Linked DNA regions of Homo sapiens: region 1 is linked to region 2. Evidence: chromatin loops called from intact Hi-C (ENCODE). Cell type or tissue: Panc1. All regions are shown on one strand.

Region 1 (2,500 bases), 96 kb after region 2:
GGTCTGGACAGCCTCCCATAGTGATTTGTTGTGAATCACAAATGACAAGGCCCTGGCCCCCAGAGATTCTGGTTCAGTGGTCTGGGGTCAGGCCTGAGAATTCATGTTTCTTAAAGGCTCTAGGTGACTCTGCACAAGGGGTTTCCGTCATATCAGCTGGACGCTCTGAGGCTCTCCGGAGCAGAATGAGGTGCTAAGGTGTTGTGTCTAAACGCATGGCTTGGTCAAGTGTCCCAGTGCAGTGATCCTCAGAGGGTCAGATGCAGCGAAAGTGAAAATGAGCATGTGGGTTATCCAGACACCCCAAGTTTATCACCCTGTCTGGGCCAGGGTGCATGACGCTCACTCCTGCAAAACAGAGTGAGCAGGCAGGGCTGTTTCTTCCCCCTGCAGCTGGGAAGCCCCAGCCAGCCTGCTCCATTGAACTTTCAGCTCCCGGAGTTGGCTCATTCCCTCCCAGAGAAAACAGCCCTATTATAAACATACAAACTTGAGTTGGGGCGGGGGTCACAGGCTCTTGCCTAAGTCCATCCTGCAAAATTGACTTTTCTGTCAATGAGAACACAGCTCTGCTTTTACCTCTCCTGTGTGCTTTGGCAGTTTCTGCTTGGCTGTAAAATTTATCCAAGGAAAACTGGCATTTATCTTGGGTTCACTTGTACTCAGCAAAACTGATAAACAGATGGGGGCTGGCCAGGCCACGGGCAATTTGGTTAGCACTTTACAAAATACAAATGTCATCCTTTATTTTTACAGGGATTATTTATTGTGAATTAGGAAGTTATTGGTCTGTTATATTCTAACAGGATCATTCACTCCAGTTAAGGGATCCATGTCCCTATTATAAAGTGGTGGGGGGTGTCCTGGGTGGAAGAGACTTTCTGGCATTGTTGGCAATAAAGGAATAAAATGGCCCTGCTGGGTTTGCGTATGCACACACAGGGCACTTATCTGTGAAGACTGTGAAAAAAGAAAGAAGCAAAGAAAGAAATCAACAAGATTTGATGGGGAAGCTTGCAAAGGAGATCAGAATTCAGATCAAATGTCCCACCCCAGTGTCTCTGGAGTTTTTTTTCTTTTGTGTCCCAGCTAAAGGCACTGGGAGGATCAGAGACCTCATCCCAGCTCTGTTTACTTTGGGAACAATCGTTGGTGTATGAATAATAATGCCTCCCTCTGACCATGACTAATTGAATTGCAGCCTGCGGGCAGTGGGGAGGGGCTTTGCCGGGCCAGTCCATCACGGCGTTTCTCAAGTAGCCACCGACAGTGATGGATGCAGCGGCGCTTCCCAGAGTGCATCCTCGAACACCTAAGAGCAGGGGTATGAACCTGCATTCCGAGTTTCTATTAGCCGGGGCCTGGCAGAGAGGACGGGAATGGCGGCAGTTAAAGATGAGTTGGTTGATTAAAAGGAAGAGGAGAGGCAGCCCTTTTCCTAACCTCCTCCTCCCACACCTGATTTTAAGCAAGTTTTGTTCATGGGGACAAATGAGAAAATATTCATCGTGTGACCATGCAGGCCTCAGTGGGGCCACCTCTGCTGAGGCCGTGCCTGTTAAAAGTACTGGGCTTGTTTGGGGTGCAGTGGGAACCCTGGCTTGGAAAACAAAAAAGGCAAAACAGCCAAAGATTTGTCCTGTTAGAGGATGTTTAGAAGCCAACAAATGAGGTAGAAGAGGAGACAGAAAGACAAGAGAGAAGTAGGGGCAGTTGGAAACGGAGTCTATGGCCATGTCTATAATCCAACAATGGATCACACAGGGACCCTAACATTTGGTCGTCCTGTTGTCTGCGCTGTGTTTACACAGCAGAACCATGCAGCTGGGGCCCTGGGCTCAGTCGGACTTTGTTCTCACAGCATGAAGGTGACCCCTGGTGAACTGCGATCCGGGAAGCTTGTGCAGCCCAGCAGTCTCTATGGTGGTCTGGACACAGGGGAAGTCGTCCAATTACAGGGTCACTGCTTTCTATCTCAGTCGGATTTAGTCCGGGCCAAACCCCAGATTGGCACCTTTTTATGAGAGCTGTGCACGCCACCCTGGCTCCTTTTGGTGGCAGAGGCTGGCTGAAACTCCAGGCGGATTTTGGAGGCAGATGCTGGCTTTAAGGGAGCTTTGGTTGGCCTGCTCCTCTTGGAAAGCCCTGATAAAAGCATTCGGGGCAGGGGCTATACTTCTCTTGTATCTAAAATCCTGAAATTTTAAATCCCTCCAAACAGTTTCTTATAACTTTTTTGTTAGCTTACTATGCTTTAAAAATTATCCATAGGTCTTAGTACCAACAGTCATTTTACTGCACAGAAGTTTCTCAGCTCCCTTCTCTTATTTAAGAATGAGATACTCTCTGCCCATTCTGAACTTTACAGGAATAACTCAGGGTGTCTTGTTCTTATAAATAAAAAATTTTTAAAAAATCTTCTAATATGTTTCTATTTTATCTATCAATCCATTGATCTATATGTTTATTTATCCATCTGATTATCTATCTATCTATTTAT
Region 2 (2,500 bases):
TCTCTGCCTTGCTCACCTCTCTATCCCGGCACCTGGCACAGTGCGAGCACAAAGTAGATTCTCCGTTAGTATTAACGCATGAATACATGAGTGCAAGTATTTGTGGCCAAAGTCAGCCAAATATAATTCCTGTCCTCCGTGTCGTGGCATCCTGGGTGGATAGACCAGCCCACTACAAGCCTCTGCTCAGTCTGGACTAACATCTGCTTGTTCATCATCTCCTCAGGTGAGTCCTCTCGCTTTACCAATTGGAGGGTCGTATCTTTCAGAGATAGGACGTAGACATCTGGCTTCACTAGGGCATAGCAGGTGCTCAGGAAATAGGCAAGGCTAATACAAGAACCCTTCCCGTGGCCCAAGAGGCCAAACTCTGGTTTGTGAGGTAAAGGACAACCACTGTCTTTGCCCACTGTGAGGATGGACTGTTTTGAAAACAAAAGAGCTGCCATATTTGCAAAAACATTTAGTTACAACACTTTTACACTAACCTGCATAAGAAATCATATTCTAGGTCACAAATCAGAAAACTAGGACACACAGGCCAGATCAAGCCAGCCACCTCTTTCCTGATGGCCTGGAAACTCAAATGGTGCTTTTGAATGGTTACATTTGAAATGGTTATATAAGTACCTAGATAATATTCTGGAATTTTCCCTCTTGACCTACCAGCCGAAAATATTTACTCTCTGTATTTTGCCAACACCTGATTGATTTAGAGTATTGAATTATCTTCCAAAAATCTTACAAAACAGCAAAAGCTGTTTAATGCTGTTGTTCAGAAGATCAAATGTGCACTGGATGAAGTGAGCATGTGCAGAACTTATTTTCAACTCTAGAGAGATTGCTACGTTCTAGGAAAAGGTCTGCTCAAGGAACAGATCATCTACTCCACGATGCAAACAGGTTGGTCACGGTGAGAACGCAGGTGCGCCAGTCAGAACGCGGCCAGTGGGGAATGTCGGACTGTGCGAGGAATCGGCTGCAGAAGAGCATATTCAATCCTACACGAATGTGTGGCTGAAAATGCCAATTTCACCTAGGTTCAGCCCATTTTTTTTCACCCGTCAGTGTTAACTCTGATTCCGTGAGGTCTGGCTTTTAAGAATGGCAATCCTTTCCATCACAGCACAGTGCATGTTTCTCCTGATGGCTCAGGAGACACCCTCAGACACAGACGGGACCTTTTTCCTTAAGATGAGGGTGCGCTGCAGAGCGGTTATACCTATGCGTGTCCACGTGGGGGCTCCATAGAACAACATCTGTGTTAGAGCCCACTTCAAAACCAACCCACAGCCTCTCAATTGCCAGCTTACACCAAATATAATAAATGTCTGCCCAAATCTGTAATTTCTGTAAATACAATAATAAACGTGATCTGATATTTTGTTATTGAGATAAAAGAGATTTTCAGGTGAGATTCTTCTAGCCAGAAAAGCCAGTCTAGGAGTTAGATTTAAATGTTATTTCCATTCAGGTTGGGGAATTCAGAGGACCGGCTTGAAGTCAGTCCCCTGCCTGCCCTGGAGAATCAGCTGGGGGCCAGGGGACCACCACCTTGCTTCCTCTGGAAGAAGCACACTGTTAGAGTGCATCGGTCACCAGGCATTTCATGCCACACTAGGGCTGTCAGGAGTCCAATATCTAAACCAAGTGATGCCTGATCTGAAATAAGAGAACACTCTGAGTGGTCCTAATTTCACCAGAAGTACCATGTCAATGGTTATAAGTAAACTATTCATGTCGTCGGTGGCCTGGAAAACATTTAGAAACCTTCATGACCTTAATTCTTCTTAGCTCTTTACCATTTTTATAGACTTTCACTTGCAAATCTCATCTTATCTCATAAAATATACATGCGATGATATTTAAATTAAAGGAATTTATCACAATTAAATGACTAATTTCATATCTGGCCCAATACTTACTGTTCCTTTGCTATCTTTCAGAGGCTTGAGTTAGTTTACTTTAAAAGACTGTGTGGGGCCAGGCGCAGTGGCTCACACATGTAATCCCAGTACTTTGGGAGGCCAAGGCAGGCGAATTACTTGAGGTTGGGAGTTCGAGACCAGCCTGGCCAACATAGTGAAACCCTGTCTCTACTAAAAATACAAAAATTAGCTGGGCGTGGTGGTGGGCACCTGTAATCCCAGGTACTCTGGAGGCTGAGGCAGGAGAATCCCTTGAACCCGGGAGATGGAGGTTGCAGTGAGCCCAACCTGGGCAATACAGCGAGACTCAGTCTCAAAAAAAAAAAAAAAAAAAAAAAGACCACGTGCTCTCCTTCCAACAGCACAGTCTTTTTGAAATATCTGAAGCATGACCATGTGATGTAAGCAGACATCACTGAGCTGTTTCCAGACATCAATTTTTTGGTATTGAGCCTCAACAAACCTTTCTCTCATCCACCTGGTGCTGAGAAGTTATCCAAGAGCTAAGACAGAGCTCTCATTGGGGTCCTTGTGCACTTTTCAGAAATGAAAACAGATCTCAGAAAAGTCCA

Evidence for each region. Peaks named below come from ENCODE experiments on the same cell type or tissue, not always from the same donor. Only the 100,000 strongest peaks of a DNase experiment are listed, where the experiment ranks them.
Region 1: a loop joins it to region 2, with 3 times the contacts of the local background. A loop is called at or near these places in 3 of 110 quality-filtered maps.

The regions. Positions count from the first base shown.
Region 1 is chr20:22,429,079-22,431,578 of GRCh38, forward strand. No RefSeq gene overlaps it. Among named protein-coding and RNA genes, the nearest start is that of LINC01427, 150 kb to the left of the region's middle. RefSeq lists an enhancer at 1,734-1,878 and a cis regulatory region at 1,801-1,812. In Panc1, no CTCF peak of the experiment used is centred here; a DNase peak (open chromatin) is centred at 1,163; H3K4me3 peaks cover 851 bases; H3K27ac peaks cover 2,224 bases.
Region 2 is chr20:22,333,112-22,335,611 of GRCh38, forward strand. No RefSeq gene overlaps it. Among named protein-coding and RNA genes, the nearest start is that of LINC01427, 52 kb to the left of the region's middle. RefSeq lists an enhancer at 1,060-1,354. In Panc1, a CTCF peak has its summit at 1,229 (motif pointing right); a DNase peak (open chromatin) is centred at 1,217; H3K27me3 peaks cover 608 bases.